Linked DNA regions of Homo sapiens: region 2 is linked to region 1. Evidence: chromatin contacts called from ENCODE Hi-C or POLR2A ChIA-PET data. All regions are on one chromosome and are shown on one strand. Each heading gives the region's core, a stretch centred on a gene start or an enhancer-like site at or near the end of the contact. The rest is flanking DNA. Distances are from core to core; before and after follow the strand shown.

Region 1 (4,990 bases), core at 2,453-4,952:
ACTTTTGAACTTCCTAAAATCTGACGTCTCTCACCCTGCCCTGGCAGAGTGCCATCAGGAGAATCTAGGAGACTCGAGAAGCCACTTCACCTAACATCCTCATTGTGATCTCTCTAAGAAAGCTCGCTGATGACGCAGCCCCTGTGCTTCTCACACTCAACAGTAGCTGTGTTAGATGCACAGGTAAAAAGGCTCATTTTCACCAGCCTCCAACCAAGGCATCTGCAGGGACACTTCAGCATGTCACCGCACCAGACAGTGTTGCTGCCCTTGGCTCTCTGTGAGCATGCAGGCCCAGAGATGCCAGATCCTCTGCAATTTCAGGAGTAGCCAAAAGTCCGGATCTTCATGCTAATACTTCTGATTTTTTTTTTTTTTTTGAGATAGAGTTTCGCTCTTGTCGTCCAGGCTGGAGTGCAATGGTGCGATCTGGGCTCACTGCAACCTCCGCCTCCTGGGTTCAAGCGATTCTCTTGCCTTAGCCTCCTGAGTAGCTGGGATTACAGGCCTGTGCCACCACGCCCGGCTAATTTTGTGTTTTCAGTAGAGATGGGGTTTCTCCATGTTGGTCAGGCTGGTCTCGAATTCCCGACCTCAGGCGATCCACCCACCTCGGCCTCCGAAAGTGCTGGGATTACAGGCGTGAGCCACCGTGCCCGGCCAATACTTCTGAATTTTTAAGGAGATAACTAAAACTTCAAAAATGTTTTAAAATTAAAAAACAATATGGCCGGGCACGGTGGCTCATGCCTATAATCCCAGCACTCTGGGAGGCCGAGGTAGGTGGATCACTTGAGGTCAGGAGTTTGAGGCCAGCCTGGCCACCATGGCGAAACCCCTTCTCTACTAAAAATACAAAAATTAGCTGGGCACGGTGGCGGGCACCTGTAGTCCCAGCTACTCGGGAGGCTGAGGCACGAGAATCTCTTGAACCCAGGATTCGGAGGTTGCAGTGAGCCGAGGTCACCCCACTGCACTCCAGCCTCCAGCCTGGGTGACACAGTGAGACTCCATCTCAAAAAAAAATAAAAATAAAAAAATAAAAAGAGAAACAGTAACAGAAGCTACAACAAAAACTAAACACCATGTAACTAAACACTATCAGAGCCAAACCACATAGACCTGTGGGTCACGGCCATGGCCCACCAGCTCTGGGGCTCCTCAGTTCTAAGATTCTGCTCTCCAGCTCCCTCCCACTGGTCATCAGTGTTGTGACTCGTGCCCTGGGTGACAGTCATGTCCGCTTTTGGAACATTACTTCCCCTATCTGCAAGAGGCAAGTCACCCCTACCTTCTCCCCAGCTAAATGTGTCCCCAGGACTTTCCCCAGTGAACCAGCCCAGCACCTGGCCCCCTGGTACCTTGGAGATGGAGGCTGGGCAGTAAGAAAGACGCTGGGCTGGGTGCGGTAGCTCACACCTGTAATCCCAGCACTTTTGAAGGCCAAGGCAGATGGATTACCTGAGGTCAGGCATTTGAGACCAGCCTGGCTGACATGGTGAAACCCCATCTCCACTAAAAAACACAAAAATTAGCCGGGCGTGGTGGCACACGCCTGTAATCCCAGCTACTCAGGAGGCTGAGGCAGGAGAATTGCTTGAGCCTGGGAGGCAGAGGTTGCAGTGAGCCGAGATCGTGCCACTGCACTCCAGGCTGGCCAACAGAGTGTGACTCTGTCTCAAAAAAAAAAAAAAAAAAAAAAAAAAAGATGCTGCACTCCTCTTTTCTTTGCTACTTTCCTCTCCTGGGTTTTTCTCTGCAGGCCACACTGCTTTTAGAAGCCTTTCCCTTCATCTACCACCCGCTGAACATCACCGATGGCAGGCCAGCACTCTCTCAGCTCTCTGGGTAAGACTCAGCTCTCTGGGCTAAGTCTGAGCTCATCTGCCAGCCTAGTGATCTTGCCAAGAGAGGAAGGAGCTGGATCTGATGTGATCTGAACTTCGTCACCATACCGTCACAGCTGATGACCTAAGCTTCCTCCAAGTCGAGGGATGGTGCAGCTCCATTGAAGTCTCCTCTTCTCTCCTCCAGGCTCTGCCCACCTCACGAGAGCACATGGTCCTGACTGCAGTGACTGCAGGAAGACCTGGGATGGAGGGCTTTGCTTTCTCACCATCCTCTTGGCCTGGCTTCTCTAACATGTTAAAAACTTACAGTGGCCCACAACTGTAATCCCAGGACTTTGGGAGGCCGAAGCAGGTGGATCATGAGGTCAGGAGTTTGAGACTAGCCTGACCAACATGGTGAAATCCCATCTCTACTGAAAATACAAAAATTAGCCAGGCGTGATGGCACGCGCTTGTAATCCCAGCTACTCAGAAGGCTGAGGCAGGAGAATTGCTTGAACTCAGGAAGTGGAGGTTGCAGTGAGCCGAGATTGTGCCACTGCATGGCAGCCTGGGCGACAGAGTGAGACTTCGTCTCAAAACAAACATACAAACAAACAACAACAACAAAAAATCCCTCGCTTTTTTGCTGGTATCTATAGTGCTTTTTTTGCTGGTATCTATAGCTTTTGTGAGACTCAGTTTATTTAGCTTTAGCTTTCCTGATATTATTATTCTTACAAATTTTGCCTTGGGACACTCTTTCCATTCATTGATTCAGGCAATACTTATTGAGCACCTACTATTTGCCAAGCACTGGGAAGCCATTGAGAATAAAACAGTGAAGAGTTAGAAAAGGTCTCTGATCTGATGGAGGGCCTATTCTACTGGTGCTAACTGAACAAGTAATATGTGCTCTGAAGACATTAAAACAAGACAATGTGATGGGGGATGCTGAGAATCCAGTAGGAAACTACTTAGATGGGAAAATCAGGGAAGGTCCCTACAAAGGAGACATATATGCTGAAACCTCAATAAAGAGAAGCAGCCAGCCATGCAAGGATATGGAGGGAGAGCAGTTATGGCAGAGGGGTCAGCAAAGACAAAGGCCCTGAGGCAGGGAGGAGCTTAGCATGGAAGGGGAACCTGGGAGGCCGGCTGGCTGGACTTGAGTGAACATGGGGCTGAGATGAGATCAGAGGAGAGCAGAGGCCAGATCCCCCGGGCTCCTAGGTCAGGGTGGGGCTGGTGCTTAGGAGTTCTGAGGCTGACTCTGATTTAGTCTGAGGTCGGTGTCCCTCTCAATCCCGACTCACTTGTGGTCCTCTATGGCCCGCAGGCTTGTTGAAAGTGCCCCACTTCCTTCCTCACAGCAGCCTCTGTGCAATCCGAATTGCGCTGTGAATTTCCCTGCCACTCAGGAGCCCGGGGCAGGGCTTCACCCCTAGTTCAGTTACCAGGAACCAATCTTTCTCCACCTTCCTGCCCTAGCCCCACTGGGTCTGTCTCTGCATCTGTGAAATGGCTGAGTGTGACCAAATGATGCAGGTAGCCTTTCCACTTCTTTCTACCCGTGGCGCCTCGGGTGGAGGCGTGGAGTTTGATTGGAAGAGGGTAAAGCAAAAGTGGAATCCTGGCGAGAAATGAAACTGAAAGAAAAAATTCCTCCTGGAATTTTTTGGCTCTAAGGAGGCCAGCAGCGGGGGTTTGGGGTAGGAGGCAGAGGTAGAGAAGGAGGGAGGTTTTTAGAAAGCTGACCGGGCAGGAGCCCTGTGACCCAGGCTTTCACTTCTCCTAAACACCCAGTAGCGCCATGTGATGCAGGCAGGGGACTGCGGATAGGGCCTGTGAAAGGGGAAGCGAGGGGAGCCCAGAGTTTCTCAAGAAGCCGAGAGAGGGACAGAGGCTGAGCCTGGGGGGAGGGCTGCAGGGGACTGAGAGGGGAGTGTAGGCAGTGGGGGTGAGGGGGACAGGGAGGAGGTGGAGAAGACGGCAAGGGGCAGCAGGGTGACTGGGGCAGAGGGAGCCCCCACCCCACGCCCAGGGCAGGCCAGGAGTCATAAGGAGAGGGGACAACAGGAAGGGGCGACAAACGGGGAGGGGAAAGGGAGGCGGAGGGGCAGCGAAGTGAAGCAGGGAGGGTCGCAGTGTGAACAAGAGTGCGAGGAAGGGTCAAGGTGGAGGGAGGAGAGGGGAGAGTTAGGGAGAAACAGCTGCAGGAGAGGCGCGGGGAGGAAGCCTTAGGGGTGGGGGAAGGGAGAGGGGAGTTGAGAATTAGGGAGGAGGTGGTAGAGTCCGGGTAGTGAGCGGAGGGACAGGAAGGGTAGGGCAAGAAAGGGAGAGGGGACAGGAGGGAAGGGTGGGCCAAAGCGGTGAGAAAGGAGGGCCAGCCAGTTGGGTGGGGGAGAGGGCCGAGGCCCGGGGGCAGGAGTGCAGGGCTCTGAGGCGGGGAGAGGAGAGGAGAGAAGAGCCGCGGGGGGCCCAGCCCGGAGCCAGGATGCCCGCGCCGCGCGCCCGGGAGCAGCCCCGCGTGCCCGGGGAGCGCCAGCCGCTGCTGCCTCGCGGTGCGCGGGGCCCTCGACGGTGGCGGCGGGCGGCGGGCGCGGCCGTGCTGCTGGTGGAGATGCTGGAGCGCGCCGCCTTCTTCGGCGTCACCGCCAACCTCGTGCTGTACCTCAACAGCACCAACTTCAACTGGACCGGCGAGCAGGCGACGCGCGCCGCGCTGGTATTCCTGGGCGCCTCCTACCTGCTGGCGCCCGTGGGCGGCTGGCTGGCCGACGTGTACCTGGGCCGCTACCGCGCGGTCGCGCTCAGCCTGCTGCTCTACCTGGCCGCCTCGGGCCTGCTGCCCGCCACCGCCTTCCCCGACGGCCGCAGCTCCTTCTGCGGAGAGATGCCCGCGTCGCCGCTGGGACCTGCCTGCCCCTCGGCCGGCTGCCCGCGCTCCTCGCCCAGCCCCTACTGCGCGCCCGTCCTCTACGCGGGCCTGCTGCTACTCGGCCTGGCCGCCAGCTCCGTCCGGAGCAACCTCACCTCCTTCGGTGCCGACCAGGTGAGTGGCAGGAGGCCTGCCCCGGCATACTCCGGCGGGTGTGGAGGGAAGGAGGGCTGGCCCCCAGCGTGACCTGGGACAAACCAGGTCCCCTGCCTGCACTAGT
Region 2 (5,085 bases), core at 392-2,891, 43 kb before region 1:
AAATGCTACGTGAACCCTGGTGGGCCCGCCTCCCGAGGCCCTGGCTCAGACTCCAGGTATTCAAGTGGAGCAGGACTGGTTCAGGGAGCTGTCCGGAAACACTCACCTGCCCCTTGCCCAGTGGCCGGGAAGCTGGACTGGGATTCCTGGTTTGCAGGTTTGGGAAGCAGCCAGATGGACTCCTAGTTTTCTACTCCCAACCCACACTGATGGGAGCAGCTACTTATCTCGGGCATCTGGGGTCCAGAGTGCAGGGGGATAAGGGAAGGATGTTGTGATGCTTCCCACTGCTCTGATAGGGAAAGGGGAGGCCCCAAGGCACGTCGAGCACCCGTCACAAATCTGGCACAGCTCAGCAGTAATGGCTGACATTTATTCAGTATGATTTAATTGTCAAAGCAAGACCACGAGATGGGGAAACTGAGGCACAGAGCGGTTTAGTATCTTGCCTAAGATTACACGGCTAGAAAATGGCCAAGCTGGGAATTGAACCCAGGCTGTCTGCTTGCAGAGGCCACATTCGTAACCACACCACTCCCCCGGGTTGGAATCCAACATCCTGATTTCTGCTTTGGTGATCATGCCAAGGGCGAGAGGCAGGAAGTTTTGACAACCCTGGAGGCTTTCCAAACTCCTTTCTCCTCTGCAAGTGTCAACCAGCACTGAGTTTAGAAATGATAACCCACCCTTCCCCCGCAATGGTGACACAACTCAGAACCCAAGATCCAGGGACTCATTTCCCAAAAGATCCCAGACTCCAAAGATAAGCAACAACTAGGAAACCTTCCTTCTCCGGGGCAGGGGGTCCTGGGTGGCATGTGTCATCCCACAGACCTCACAGCAGGGAAAAGATGAGACTTAATAGTCTCACCTCGCACTGCCCCCACCCCTTCCCCACTTGCTCTCAAATATGGGGCTCACTCCAGCACTGTCTAGGGCCTGAGGATGCATCGGCCAATTGGAAGAGGAGGGCCAATGAATTTAGGGGAGGAAGCTCTGAGTGAGAGGGTGCTGGAACTGTCCTAACTATTTTCTTTTTAGAAATGCCCTTGGTATTGTTAATGGTGAGCAATTAATAAAACAACTAGAAAGAAGGGAACGCCTGTAATTCCATTAAAATTAGAAAGATGCGGGCTGGGCCTGGTGGCTCACATCTGTAATCCCAGCACTTTGAGAGGCTGAGGTGGGTGGACTAGCTGAGGTCGGGAGTTCGAGATCAGCCTGGCCAACATGGCGAAATCCAGCCTCTACTAAAAATACAAAAATTAGCTGGATGTGGTAGTGCATGCCTGTAGTCCCAGCTACTCAGGAGGCTGAGGTAGGAGAATCGCTTGAATCCGGGAGGGGGAGGTTGCAGTGTGCTGAGATTGCAGCACTGCATTCTAGGCTGGGTGACAGAGCAAGACTTCATTTCAAAAAAGAAAAGAAAGAAAGAAAAAGAAAAAAAAAAAGACGCATGCGCTGGCTCATACAAGTAATATAATTCAATTGGGAGGGGATAAATGTGTTCAACCTTTGAGGGGACTTGGACTTGAAGAGCCTGTGACACCCGGTTGGGCTGAGTTTACTTTGTCAAGAAACTGAAGCTGTCACAGGCTCAGTCACACAGTGCTGTCCTAGCCTGCAGAGGTGACTGGCTGCTGTGACTAGACCAGCTTATACCCACTTGGCTCTCCAAGGCCAGGAAGGCTAGAGTGACTTCTCTCCCCTGGCGCCCAGAGGAAAGTCAGCAGTTTGGTGCTTTGGTATTATTTTACATGTACACTTATCTCCCGAATACCTGTCCCAGTTCCTAGCACGTGGAACAAGTTCAGCAAGTGTTAATGAAACGGAACATAGATCGGTAATAAACTCATTTCTCAGCTTTCAGGAGAACTTGGCTCATGTGCTTTCATTTTCTTGAGAGAGAAAGAGAAAGAGAGTGAGTATTATTTGGTATTATGTTACAGGATTTTGGTTTGTTTTCACACTCCCCAGTTATACCACAGCAGGGCTTGGGGACACAAATAAAACAATTTACTCAATTGACAGAGACGGATGGAAGTTAAGGCTCAAAGAGTCCCAGTCCCAGAGGACTGCAGTCACTCAGGTCAAAGAAATTCAGCTTTTTTTTTTTTTTGGCGGGGGTGTTGGGGAGGGGATGAGTCTCACTCTGTTGCCCAGGCTGGACTGCAGTGGCACGATCTCGGCTTACTGCAACCTCCGCCTCCCAGGTTCAAGCAATTCTCCTGCCTCAGCCTCCTGAGTAGCTGGGACTACAGGTGTGTGCCACCACGCCTGGCTAATTTTTTGTATTTTACTAGAGACAGGGTTTCACCGTGTTGCCCAGGCTGGTCGCAAACTCCTAAGCTCAAGCAATCCCCCTGCCTCAGCCTCCCAAAGTGCTGGGATTACAGGCATGAGCCACCGCGCCCGGCCAGAAATTCAGCCTTTTTACCTTTCTTTTGCCCCTATGTCACAGGACAGATGATGTTCACCTGTGTGATACCTTCCATGCATGCCCAGGTTTCATCTCCCCTCCTCTCTGTCACCAAATCCAAGGGGAAGTAAAAGACAACGTTTCCTACTCGCCTCTGTAAAAAACTTAAAAGATAAGATCAACATGACTTAACAGGCTTTGAGGTACGTTCAATTGCTGGGACTCCCCCTCCTCTCCCAAGAAAGTGAGAGGGCGTGAGCCATGTTCTCCTGAAAGCTGAGAAATGAGTCTGTTGCCAGCCTGCATTCAGTTCCATGAACATCTGCTGAACTTGTTGCATATGCTGGGAACTGGGGCAGGTATGATATGAGGGAGATGAGTGTGAGCGGGATGATCGAGGGAGCAGGAGATCCCAGGCACCAATTCATCTGGGAAACAGCCTCCATTCTCGGGAAATTCGTCTTTCATGACTTAGACAGGGACTCTGGGGACAGATAGAACAGTGATCTAAACCCATCTCTGCTGATTACTGGCTGTGTGACCTAGGGAAAGTCACTGAGCCCAGCTAGGTTTCATCTTTAACCTGGCACTGGGCATGATAAATGAGCCAAACAGAAGAAGAGTGCACGGGTGGGTGATCTTCGTAAAACGCTTAGGACGCGGTATATGGTAGCTGTGGTTGTTATTATCCTCCAACCTGAGGCTTTCATCCCTTTTCTCTCGTTTGGCCCTTGGTAGCTATGGGACGGCAGCTGGCTATTGATTCTACATTCCATACCAGGCAGAAAGATGACTCTGACAGCTCCTTAGCCTTCTTTTCTGCAAGGGGGTGATTCTGGTTCTCTGAAGGCTGCATTCTCTCCTCCTCACTCCTCGCCTTTCTTGTGAACCTTATCTGAGCTGCTGCAGACTCTCAACTTGGCTGCACCCTTCCCCGGCTCTGCAAACATCCAGTGTTCCTAGGGAGGAGATGTGGGCTGTAGTTGCTGTGGTAACAGGAGTTCCTCTAAAAGAAAAGTCTCCTGGGGTCCTGGCTCCAAGGCTGGCTCAGGCTCCCGTGCCAGACCGTGCCTTCTTTCCAGCTACCAGGTGGTAAAATGAGAAGGTCCCATGGAGGGTTGCAAGCAGCTCAGTAAAATCCCAAGGGATAAGAGTAGGGATTTGGCTCCAAGAGAGCACAGCAGGCCAGAAACACTGGCATGTCACCAGCCCCATCTTCTTGATCCCCCGCCAGACTTTAGACCACTGAGAGGAGGAGAAGAATATTCAGGTGCTTCTTTTATTTATTTATTTATTTTAATTTTAATTTTTTTATTTTTTTTTATTTTTGGAGACGGAGTCTCACACTGTCGCCGAGGCTGGAGTGTAGTGGCACGATCTTGGTTCACTGCAACCTCTGCCTCCCAAGTTCTAGTGATTCTCCTGCCTCAGTCTCCCTAATAGCTGGGATTACAGGTGCACGCCACCATGCTCGGCTAATTTTTGTATTTTTAGTAGAGACCGGGTTTCACCATGTTGGCCAGGCTGGTCTTGAACTCCTGACCTCAGGTAGTCTGCTCACCTTGGCCTCCCAAAGTGCTGGGATTACAGGTGTGAGCCACAGCGCCCGGCCCTCAGGTCCCTCTTTTAGAATTCCCATTCAGTAGGTCTTGGTTGGGAAAAAACCATCTACCACATCATAGGCATCAGAAAGAACACTGGATTGAAATTAAACATGCCTGGGTTAGAAACCCAGCTTCCTCCTTACTATAGTGTGACCCTGGGCGAATCTCTTCACATGCCCCCCTTGCCTCCCTCACCTCATAGTTATATATAAAAAAAAAAAGCCTCACAAGCTGGGCACAGTGGTTCACACTTGTAATCCCAGCACTTTCAGTGGCTGAGGCAGGAGGATTGCTTGAGGCCAGGAGTTTGAGAACAGCCTGGGCAACACAGTGAGACCCTATCTCTACAAAATAAATTTAAAAATAAAAAAATGAGGCTGGGTGCTGTGGCTCACGCTGTAATCCCAGCACTTTGGGAGGCCAAGGTGGGTGGATTGCTTGAGCGCAGGAATTTGAGACCAGCTTAAGCAACAAGGCAAAACCTTGTCTCTACCAAAATTCAAAAAATTAGCTGGACATGGTGGTGTGCACCTGTGGTCCCAGCTAGTCGAGAGGCTGAGGTTGGATCACTTGGGCCGAGGAGTTTGAGGCTGCAGTGAGCCAAGATGGTGCCACTGCACTCCAGCCTGGGCAACAGAGTGAGATCCTTTGTCTCTCTCTCTATAGATATATATACATATATATATACATATATATAGATATATATGAATAAATAAATAAGTAAATTAGCTGGACACATGCTTGTAATTCTAGCTACTGAGGAGGCTGAGGCAGGAGGATCACTTGAGCCCAGGAGTTCGAGGTTGCAGTAAGCTATGATCATCACTGCACTCCAGCCTGGGCAACAGGGTGAGATTCCACCTCTAAAATGAAAACGAAACAAAAACCTCACAGGGCTAAGGAAAGATTACCATAAAAACCCCCAATACCTGGCCCATGGCAAATGCCCAAGATCTTGTGGAATCAATGACTATACCTGCAAATACGTGAAAGATGAATATGTGTGCATATATGTATCGTAGATGGAAAAAACAGATGAAAAACAACATATTCAGGATGATC

Evidence for each region. A loop is a pair of places that touch in the nucleus more often than their neighbours do. ChIA-PET counts read pairs that join two places held with the same protein, here RNA polymerase II (POLR2A). Pooled maps may share reads with other maps.
Region 2: a loop to region 1 is called in a pooled map, with 8 times the contacts of the local background. The contact joins the enhancer-like site here to the promoter of SLC15A3 in region 1. A Hi-C loop is called at or near these places in 1 of 168 maps with a recorded cell type or tissue (head of caudate nucleus), 1 of 37 single-sample maps with no recorded cell type and 5 of 50 pooled maps. POLR2A ChIA-PET finds 5 or more read pairs at or near these places in 7 of 52 experiments (CD8-positive, alpha-beta T cell, GM12878, OCI-LY7 and 4 more).

The regions. Positions count from the first base shown.
Region 1 is chr11:60,950,888-60,955,877 of GRCh38, reverse strand. SLC15A3 (solute carrier family 15 member 3) reads left to right here and starts at 3,702. Exons shown (of 8, transcript NM_016582.3): 1 at 3,702-4,884. The coding sequence starts at 4,327. RefSeq lists an enhancer at 3,390-3,529 and silencers at 3,710-3,939, 4,260-4,419.
Region 2 is chr11:60,991,492-60,996,576 of GRCh38, reverse strand. All of the region lies in intron 1 of CD6 (CD6 molecule), which reads right to left. It also overlaps the pseudogene TRA-TGC10-1. Among named protein-coding and RNA genes, the nearest start is that of CD6, 22 kb to the right of the region's middle. Within about 2 kb of position 1,641, at least 3 of the 41 ENCODE cell types and tissues checked have a DNase peak (open chromatin) inside an H3K27ac peak, as active enhancers do; they include CD8-positive, alpha-beta T cell, where a contact is called at or near this core.